Regions from separate parts of the Homo sapiens genome. Here region 1 is linked to region 2. The links are chromatin loops, found by intact Hi-C in ENCODE. Cell type or tissue: psoas muscle. All regions are shown on one strand. Each heading gives the region's core, and the rest is flanking DNA. Links, peaks and the distances in the headings are about the cores only.

Region 1 (5,375 bases), core at 243-5,242, 160 kb before region 2:
GCGAGCCACCCTCACCTCACAGGGTGGATACCAGTGTCAGGGTACCGTGGGGTAGGTGTCAGGGTCAGCATATGCATTTGTAGGGATCCATGGATTCACCGTTCACTCACCATCCATGGTGCTCATTGTGCAATGAGGCGTGAGACTCTCAGGGGCACTAATTAGTCACAGTTCCAATCAGGAGGGCTCCACTGTGCTGACCTCATTACCACTGGAAGGCCCCACCTCCAATACCATCACCTTAGGTTAGAATTTCAGCAAATGGGCTTTGCGGGGGACACAAACGTTCAGACTACAGCAAGCTTCAAATTTACACCTATCTTATGATGTGATCTGAGGTTTTTCTCAACCTTACCGCTGATCTGAGCTACAGGCATGGACATCCCATGATTACTGAGTGACTCCTCAGGGAGAAACTCTGCAAATCCTAAGGCCTTGTGCTCTTCCTGGCTCACTGCTGCATCCATCTGGGGTTATGCAAGCACCAGGTGAGACTGATTCTGGGGGAAGTGATGAGCCCCTAAGCCTCGGTTCAGGTCCACACTGCTCTGTGACCTTTGGCCTCCCATGCCCTGGGGTGGATATCCGTGTCCGCAGGACACACTTGACCTTAATCCAACTGAGGGCTTTCATCCTGATGATTAAACTGAGTCAAAGCTTTGAAACGCCTTATGTCTTTTATCAGCTTTGTGGAGGACTGTGTTCTCTCTAAGCTTGCAGTTGGCCTACAACTCCTGCAGAAGGGAACTTACAGACCCCTAAAGGAAGTGGACTCTGAAGGGCTTCTCTGGTTTCCATGGGGATGCATGGAGCTGTGGGCATGCCTCTGCATTCTGCATTCTGCATCTCATATGTGATCCACTAACAGCACACACTGCATAGCACGGCCCATCTAGGAACCAGGCAGACACAGAGACCCTCGGCCAGAGCTTGAGAAGTTGCATGCACCAGGGGCACACCTAGCCCTGAGGCAAGGCTGCCTCAGTGGGGAGGGATGGGACAGGCTCACACCCCTCCAGCTTCCTGCTGTCAGTGACTCTTTCCTTCTGAGACTTCCCAGGAACTTGCGGCAGGCCTGGCTGCCCCTCCAGCTGCACGTCCTCTCTCAGTTATGCTGGCACCTCAGGATGCAGCTTTGGCTGCCTGCCCTGTGCTATTCCCTTCCTCACACCTTGAGATGGCCTCCCCAACTCAGCCCATACCCTCGTCCTCAGTTTCCCCACTTCCCCATCGGCAACCTAACTGACTTCAACTATCCACTTTTTGTATTCCATCTTCTCAGTAAAACCTGCCAGACAACTGATCCATCCAAGCAGACCAATCTGAATACCCTCACTGGCAAATCATTTCAAATGCAATAAAAAGAAAATGTCTTTCCTAAGGCAGCAATTGGAAGAAAACCATCTTCTGATTTGTTTTCTTTGTCAAATGATGGTGGGTGAATAACTTATCTGAATTATGTTAGATTATTCTAATCATATATAGAATAAGGTCAGCTCAGGATCTCAGAACAGTCCCGCTTGGAGTTGGAGAATGCTAAATATCTGGTGATAGGAAAATGGTAGCAGGAGAGGGAAAGTAGGTAAAAGGGTGCTGACTTAATTGTTAAGGTACCACCAACAGTTAGTAATATAACACCATCAATAAAAATGGAAATGTTGGCCGGACACAGTGGGTTACGCCTGTAATTCCATCACACTGGGAGGCTGAGGCGGGCATATCATCTGAGGTCAGGAGTCTGAGACCAGCCTGGCCAATATGGTGAAACCCCATCTCTAATAAAAATACAAAAATTAGCCAGGCATGATGGCATGTGCCTGTGATCCCAGCTACTCAGAAAGCTGAGGCAGGAGAATCACTTGAACCCAGGAGGCAGATGTTGCAGTGAGCTGAGATTGTGCCACTCCAGCCTGGGCCACAGAGCAAGACTCCATCTCAAAAATAAAGAAAAAAAAAGGAATTGTCAAAACTGACCTCCCCTATGCATTCTGCCAATGGATGAAAGGGTTTTGGCATTCACCCATGTCAGCTCCTTCTGCACAACCCCAAAAGCAACCTCAGTGTTTCAAACCAAACAAATCATAAATCAAGCTCTGTGCACAGCCTCCAGCCTCTACAAAGAAGAGGGGGCCCCAGATAGCAGGAAGGCCTGAGCTGGATCCATCCAGGGGACTGTGACTGGCAGGTGACACACGCTGGCTGTCATCTCCATGGTCCAGCGGGCAGCCCACACTTGGCCCAGGGGACAGCAGGCCATGTGGGCTCTATCCAGCAGAAGACCTCGGCCCTTTAAATCCGATAGCCCTAGGGAATTACATCAGCCAGCTACTGGCCAGGACATTCAGTTCTTAGCCTGACATCTGAGTCAGAGGACTCCAAGTTGCTTGGCTGAGCTGATGAAGGTTTGCAGCTGATGAGGCCAATGCTGTGGCTGCAGTCCTGAGTCAGCCAGTTCTATCCCTTCTCCCCAGCCCGGGGCTGTGCACGACCACTTCCCGCCAGTTGTTCTTACAGCTGTGTGCCACAGAGCATAAACGGTGGAGCATAAACCCTGTGAGAGCGGGTAAGTCTATGCCACCCACCTCCCAGTAGTTCCCAGCACTGCATTCCTTGCTGTGCAGCAATGCACTCTACCTTTGGGATGGTGCATTTTCCCTGCATTAATTTATCCTCTGAATAATCGTGTGGGGAAATCTTGTTATTTTATGAGCACAAGTGGGGTTTTTCTCTTCACTTTACAGACAGCATAAATGAAGCTCAGAATGTAAGATTCAGGGGTGGATCCTGGGCTGCACCCTAGCTTCCTTGTCACCAATTTCATGTCTAGCTCACACAAAGGCACCTGCACCTTCAGCACCGGCCTTCCCCAGCTGCTGACCCCAAGAAGGGAGGCCAACGCCCAGGAGAGGAGGGTCCACTCCTCTGAGTATGGACTATGGGTGACTCTTGGGTTAGGAGAGGTGAGAACTGTGCTTGGCTTGTGCAGACTAAGGAGGAAGCCAATTCCCTGGTAGCTGTTGTGGGATCTGGCACAGGCCACAGGTATGTGATCTGAAGGCCCCACTTGGGCAGCTCCACTCACAGCCGAGCGGTCAGAACATTCCCATCCTAGAGGGACAGAGAAAGGGGGAGCCCCCTGAGCCAGTGTCCCTGCCCTACGAGGGTTCTTCTGTCCACAGAAGCAGCTTCAAGACCTGCTGAGTTCCCAGAGCTACATGTCAAAGGTGAAACTCTAGAAACAGAGCTGCTCATTCACATTCACCTTTTGAAAACACAGCATCCTAGTCTCAATGAGAAAACCTAGGATCTCTGAATGAGGAAGGGAGGAGGTGAGAGTGACCAGGAAAACATCTGAAGCACAGATTATTCCTTGGCGAAATCCAGTTTCATTGTGTTGATTTGCTAAACTACCTTCAGCAATTTTCTTAACTGCATTCAGTAATTCCAAAAAAAGGTGAAAAAGGGATATACCAAAGAATTAAATTCAAGTGTGGACAATTCTCATATCAGGTGTATGCACGACCCACATATGAAGGTGGTTACTCTAAGATTTTGAAGAGTTTATTCTCCTCAACAGGGCCAACATAACCTGCAATTTTACATAACTTCTATATTGCTCGGATTTTTTTTCTTACAAATAGTGTGTTGGTAGAACTAAGCTCAGTTCTTTTCCAATTAGCCCAAATTCTGAGTTTGTGGAGTTCAAGCTAATGAGGTTTGTGTTATTGCAAATACGAGAAGAGCTGGGCAAACCATCACAATATGAAGTTAACGACAAGAAAGAGATCAACGAGGAAGGTTTGCTAAATTCCCCGTGTACAGAGAACATTTTCCAAAAAGAAAATGGAATCGGATACTTACAGATAGGACCGACTTCTAAGAGATTGTCAAAGGAGCAGCATGTTGTGGTCCCCAGGGTGGCAACCATCTAGAGGGTAAAAAGCAGACAGCCTTTTATTCCCCAGGTGCCAGTCACCGCTGTAACCTCCACACAAGCAACTGCTGCCCCATGGTCCAACCTGGGGCCATGAGCCGAGATCCCAATGAATGTCTGCTACATGGAAACGTAAGCCCATGGATGCACATTGAATCTTTGGGTGAAAGCATCATAACAGGTTAAGAGAAACAGATTTGCAGACAGAAAACTAAGCTCTGAGGTTAGAAACCGGGAAGTTGCAAAAGATTTTCCAGGGTGCCTTGGGGCAGACATGAAGCAATCTACCACCTGGACAATGATACCTATATTCTACTTTAGTAAATATACATATACTATATTCTACTTTATTAAATATACATATATATGTATGTGTGTATATTTTTGTTAAATTTTAATTAACGTTCTATGTAACATTAGTGTAACTATGTTCTTATATTCCATATATACATTTTAATTTAATTATAATCTAATTAAATTTATAATTAAGTTATAATTAAAATATACACAAGTGTATATATTTTATTTTCTATATATATATGTGTGTGTATATATATACATATATAGAGAATGTAAGAACATAGTTACTACTATGGAGCAGAAGCCTGGGATTTTTTCCTAGTTTGGGGGGGTGTGTGTGTGTCTGTGTGTGTGCACGTGTGTGTGTGCATACACCCATGTGCAATGCACAGAGCAGAGCAAGCGCAGTAGAGATGAGTCTCCCTCCAGCAGGGCCCAGACTGCCCAAGGCACTCATGGAATGCTTCTTTCAGAACAGACTTTGGCATCAGTTAAGAGTCACACTAGGATTTTGAGCAAGAGTATCATTTACCAGCTTTAATCCGCTGCCTTTCTCTTTCTGAATGATACTGTTCCCAAAGATTAATTAAATCCTCAGGAGGTCATGAGAAAACACTGCTGACATTGAAAATAATTTTAAAAGGGATGTTCTGAGAAAGCATTGAGTGCTGTCAGTCACACAACCCAGAAAATACGGGCTGGGAGTCACTGCGGCCTCTCCCGAGCTCTGAGGACCTTGTGGTGCCACGATCGCACTGGCACAGCCTGACTGTGTTGTCCCCACACACATGTCTGTCTCTCCCTCCAGACCCATGATGCTCCCAAAGCCAGGGACCCTGTCTCATTGTTTTGTGTTGGGCTGAGCATTTGCACTTTGCTGGACATTGCATAGATGCTGAAACCTATTGCTGAATTGAAACAGCTCTCTCCAAAGGATCAAAACGCACATTATGTTTACAAAACCAAAGGGCCTAATTGATTTATGGATGTCATGCAGTCTAGATAATGAAATTTCTTTGCAGATGCGACAAGAGTGTGGAATAGAATTAAATTTGTGTGACCTTTATTGAGCCCCCTGTAAAGTCTTAGCAATGCCATGTGTCCTGAGGATAAAGATAGAGAGGTCAGAAACTCGTATGTG
Region 2 (5,375 bases), core at 220-5,219:
AGCCCTGGCTCCTTTTATTGGAGAATGGTATCTAGAAATGACCTGAGCGTTAGGTTGAACGTATATTTAAAGACAGAGGAAACACAGAACTGCAAGTTGTCTTACAGACCATGAAAACTATGAGAAATCAATAAATCACATCTTACCAATTTTACTTAGATGCACTCAGCTGTCCAACTTCACTCCACTGCCCTAGTCCAGATAACACGTCAGCATCTCCTGCACCTGCATCCCAACCGGCTATCCCACACCTCCTCCAGCCCAGTCCATCCTTCACACTGCAGCAGGCAAAGCAAAGTACAAAGCTGCTTTCCCCTCTCTGCCAGAGACCTCCTTTGCCCTGGAGACCAATCTCTTCCTGGGACACCTAAGGCCCTGGCTTCCTAGGCGCTGCCTCCTCTATACTATCTCAGCCACCATCCAGGGTGCCTGTGCCTTCCTCAACTGTCCTCATTCCCTCTTTCTGGAACACTGTATGCCTTCCAAGGCACTTAAGGATTCCTCATCTTCGGCCCCACTGATAGCTCTCCCCACATGATGGAATGTCCTGGCAGCATGTTGGAAACTGTCTGTGATAATGTGCCTCTATAAGGTGATTAGCATTGGTTTCTCTCACTGGGTTATGGGCTCCCAGAGGGCAAGGCTGTGTCTGCCCTGCCAGCCTCAGACCCCAGCACCCAGGCAGTACCTGCATGTAGAAACCACCTAAAATCTATCAGTGAATGGGCACAAGAGAGGAACAGAGGACAGTAAGGGCGTTATTTCCTGACTGTGTCCTGGTAGGGGAAGTTGGAACCCTGAGGAGACAGGCGCGGGCTGAGCGCAGAGTGTGAGATGTGCACACATGTGAGGGGTTTAGACAAGCAGACCCAAGGTCCTTGCTTGCTATCGGTCACTCTGATCCTCCGTCCCAGGGCGATCCTGTGGACTTGAGACCATGTCAGGGAGGCAGCGGCAGTGAGCTGTGCTGCACAGCTGAAAAAGACAGGATGTGTAACTACTGGAACAATACATGCTGGAGATCTCTAAGCTCATAAGGTCAGAGACCCGATGTGGTGACTATGCAGTAGCCTATGCAAACGCCACTAGACTCTCTTCTTCCTTCATCCCTGTCACTGCAGGGCCACACAGGCCTGACTTGTCATAAAATTACTATACACCCAGAAATAGCCACGGAAAAGCCAGAGGGCTTGCTAAGGTGTCTGCGGTATTCTGAAGACACAAATCCTGGAGTCCCTGCAAACAGCTGCTGACCACCTGGGACACAGAGTTCCACCCCTGCTGGGGAAGGCAGGCTTCCAAAGCCACCGTGTGCTACCATGCGGTGCCTCTGAGCCACTCTCTCATTAGGGAGAATGCAGAGGTGGAGAAAGGCTCCAGGAATGGGGTCAGGGCTCGGAAGTCCCGAAACTCACTCTATCCCGGATGTGGTAATCAACATAAGCAGGTCTTTGCAGACAGATATAGCAACACACATCCTGAGCTATAAAACATCCTCAACCTTTTAGTAGGAATCTGACTTCTAGGGTCTACCCTGGGGAAAGGATTCAAAATGTGGCAACAGCTGCACTCCAGGCACCCAGTGAAGCATCATTTATAGCACAGACACTGGACGACAATGCAAATTATCTGGTCACTGTGAAGTAGGTAAATATGGCACAAATCGGTACTCATCAATGTAGGTATCAGCTATCATGAGTGTTTTTTAGGAAGACCACACTAAGAAACACAGAAAATACTTATGAGATGTTAAATAACTGAAAACATATCTAAAATTATATCCACCTTTACTAAAACCTGATAAAATGCCGAGGGGCCAGGAACTCGACCAAACTCTGGGCAGATGGAAAGAGCTGACTTTGTTTTTAATACTGTTACAATACTGTTTTTGTGCCAGTTCAATGGTCAGAGTCAAAAGGGCAGTCACACTTAGGCTCCAAGGTTAAATGAAGAAGAAAGCAATGTTGCTTCCCACTTCCTCGAGTGTCTGTGATGTTCCCGCGGCTCCTGGCATGGCAACACTGCTTCTCATTCCCTTCCAGGATTCTGCAGAGAGACCAGGGACTGTGTGAGCGGAAACACTACCCGTGAACAAAAAGAGAGGAATGTGCGCCGGTACATGGTGTTCCCATTTAAATCTTTTCGGGGATTTCCTCATATAAATAAATCTGAAGATGCCAGGGTTCTATAAATAGGGCTAGAAACTACTGCCCTGATTCTAGAGAATCTCTGTTGTAAGATGACAGCGAAGATGCTATTTTAGGGCAAAGTAAAAGATAAACCATGTTAGTCATTAGCATTTGGTTCTCTCAGGGACCAAAAAATAAAAATCACCAGCAGAGGGTATGTACTTGTAAACCTTCCCACACAGGGACTATGTCTGTGCTCTCTTTCCTAGAAATGTCCAGACTTGGCACCAACAGCAGAGGGAGGATGTTTACCAAATTCTCTTGTGAATTTTTTGGATTTTCAAAACACTTTCACTTGGTTTCCTCCACTAATTCTTTTTTTTTTCTTTTTTACATTTTTATTACTCAAACTACTTGTCCTTCAGCCAGTTAAGAGACTGAGGCGAGAGCCTAAGGAAAGAAAAACAGAAAAGACATGGAGGAAAAGAGATGGCCATTGTCCAGGCAGTGGCCTAGATGGCCCATCTCATCTTGGGTCTCAACCAAGACCCAGAGGCCTAACACTTCTCGACTGTAAACTCTAGAACACTTTATCCTAAACTGGGTGGACCTGCCACATGCGCCTATTGCAGGAGAAAAGAAAAGTCCCTCCGTGGCTGCTCACAGGTATAAATAAAGCGCCAATGTCCACGTTCAGTGAGTGTAACAGGCTTCTCCAGTGGGTGAACTGTGGATTCCTACTCAAAACCAAACACAAACCAGCAGGCTGTTTGCTCGCAGTCATTTATGGCAGAAGCTGTCAGGTAGGTAAATTGGGGAAAGTGCATTGTCTAGTGGTTCCCCCTTACCTGATGAAATTTCGAGTCAAAGCAGCAGCAAGAATTAGCAAATCAGTTTGCCAAGGAAAATTACTTCCTGTTGCTAGCAAAATAGGCGGTCTCTGTGAAAGCACTGATGGCCACCGATAACCAATGACTGCACACTGCCCTTGCCTTTGAGTCCACAGGAGCCTCACGTAGATGGCCACAGGTGGGCAAGGCACAGACTTAGATTTTTGGCAAAACTATGGTGATTCTTCCTGTGAAAGACGTATATAATTTAAGTGCTCACATTTCCAATGCTCTTGACAGCTATAGATATCAAGAGGTATTCAATGCTACAGTAAAATATCTGTTTTAGGCCCCTCAAATTCAGAGGTTTATATTTTAAAAGATATTTGTACTCCGGAGAAACACTAGTAGTTGGGATTTCACATAAGATTCCTGCACTGATTTCCTGTGTCATATTTAGCCAAACAAGTGGTCTGCTCCAGGTCACGACTGCCTCGCTGCAATTGCATCACTTGCTCTGATGCAAACACGGGAACATGCAGGTGCCGTCACGTCGGGCCTTCGGGATTATTCTCAGACTGCAGGGGCTGCGGTCCCTAGAGAGCTGTGAGAGACCTCCGCTTTAGCAAAGCTGCCAGAAAAGTCTAAAAAAGTGAGGATGACATTCACCATTTTAAAAATAATCATGGGCAATTTAGCACCCTTTCCCAAAGTGCGTTCTGTGTAAAGTTTACAGGTGCTGTCTCTAAAGCACTTCTGTGATCACAAATGTTTCAGATGCTCTAGCTTAGCTTGAGTGAATAGGTAGGTTTTCTTTTTCTGTAAGATTTTTCAGATCCTCTAAAATCAAACGGGAAATGTAGAATTGCCAAGAAAACGATAGACGATGCCAAATTTCCCAAACTTACTGAACCTGCATGGCTTTTTCCCCCTCAGGACAACTCAGGTAACTGGCATTCTAGAAAATGAGAGGTAAAAAACGTGAAGAGATCTCAGTCACCTCAGCAACGCCAGAGGAAGACTGAAACCCAGAAAGCTAGACCCTACTCAAACCACGGAGAGCTGAGGGAGCCTAGCCAAGCCCCCCTTTGAAAAAAACATGTCCTGGCCACCCTGCTGTTAAAGCCTTGGCTCAAATGCAATGCTCACAGTCACCGAGGACACCCGAACCTGCCAACGCTCAAGGCTGGACGCAGGGCTGCTCCCAGGTCGCTCTGGGTCCTGCACCTATCTCCCATGCTGAGCTAAGCAGCTGTGCAATAGTGTGTGTGCCCACGTCTCTTCTCCGGGTAGCCCAAGTCTTGGAAGGCAGACAGTAGAGCAAACTCATCTCTGTCTAGAGCCTGTCCAGGACAGCCCCTCACCTAGAGGAGCATATTACAGGACCATAAGGTTAGAACATCCATCCTTCAGTGGTGGCCACGCCGGAGGGCATAAATGATGGTGAGCAATGCAATGGGATCTGCTACATGTGTGGGTTTTGCTTGCACGGTTTCAGGGATTCACGCGTCCCCTCATAAGTAATTGAATGACAAGTTGAGAGTTCACTTAGGCGTACTGAAATGCATTTCTGTCGTCTGGGGCACTGCTGTGGCACACTGAGAAGACAGCTAGAAGCTCGGGTCCTGAGTCTAAACCCACTTTTTGTGATGTATTTGTCAATGACCTTGGAAGATGACTTTATCCTCCCTGGGCCTCAGGTTCCTTAAGAGCACATGTCTCGTGGTCACTCCTGATGAAGGCAGTGATCACGTGGCAAAGGGGTGGGGCACAGTAGTGGTGCCGCGTTCATGCAGTAAAGGGGCATGGGGGCACAGCTGCGGTGCCGTGTTCACGTGGGAAGTAGGGGGTGCAGCCATCATGCCGCGTCCACAGGGGAAGTGGCAGGGAGGCGCAACTGCGGTGCCGCATTCAAATGGGAAGTGGGGGTGCAGCCATCATGCCACAACCACAGAAGTGGGGGGTGCAGCCGTGGTGCTGCATTCATGCAGGAAGGGAGGTAGGGCACAGCCATGGAGCCATGTCCATGCAGGAAGTGGGGTGGAGTGGACGTCCTGCCACGTTCACACGGCAAGAGGGGAGGCAGCCGTGGTGCAGATTTGACTGTCCTGAGCTCCAAGACACAGAGACATCAGCAGGGCCCCGCCTCCTCAGACAGAGCAGGAAATGGAAGTTTCCAGAGATGCTGCCACACATCAGCGCTGGAGCTGGGTTCTGCCCCAGCACCTTCCAAGTGCCGTGGGCAGGAGCTCCCCCTCCACACCGTGGCCTCTCGGTGCAGACGGGAAATGGTTACAGGCAGGTGGCTTCCGTTGGGAGACAGGAGCCACGCAGTAGCAGAAGGAAAGGAGTTAGAGATGCAGGTGTGAGGGGGGCCGAGGACAGAGGATTTTAACTTGAAAATGGCGGGATGAGT

The links. Peaks named below come from ENCODE experiments on the same cell type or tissue, not always from the same donor. Only the 100,000 strongest peaks of a DNase experiment are listed, where the experiment ranks them.
Region 1: a loop joins it to region 2, with 2.3 times the contacts of the local background. A loop is called at or near these places in 7 of 110 quality-filtered maps.

Annotation. Positions count from the first base shown.
Region 1 is chr7:50,500,132-50,505,506 of GRCh38, forward strand. It overlaps DDC (dopa decarboxylase), which reads right to left. Exons shown (of 15, transcript NM_001082971.2): 7 at 3,862-3,928. Among named protein-coding and RNA genes, the nearest start is that of DDC-AS1, 29 kb to the right of the region's middle. RefSeq lists enhancers at 1,750-2,251, 2,220-2,514, 2,252-2,751. In psoas muscle, for the core only: no CTCF peak of the experiment used is centred there; DNase peaks (open chromatin) are centred at 2,230, 3,080, 4,650 and 4,970; H3K4me3 peaks cover 903 bases; H3K27ac peaks cover 4,569 bases.
Region 2 is chr7:50,655,384-50,660,758 of GRCh38, forward strand. The region is part of intron 7 of GRB10 (growth factor receptor bound protein 10); the gene reads right to left. Among named protein-coding and RNA genes, the nearest start is that of DDC, 93 kb to the left of the region's middle. RefSeq lists an enhancer at 4,037-4,206. In psoas muscle, for the core only: a CTCF peak has its summit at 2,350; DNase peaks (open chromatin) are centred at 948, 1,288, 2,018, 3,498 and 1 weaker place; H3K4me3 peaks cover 538 bases; H3K27ac peaks cover 4,424 bases.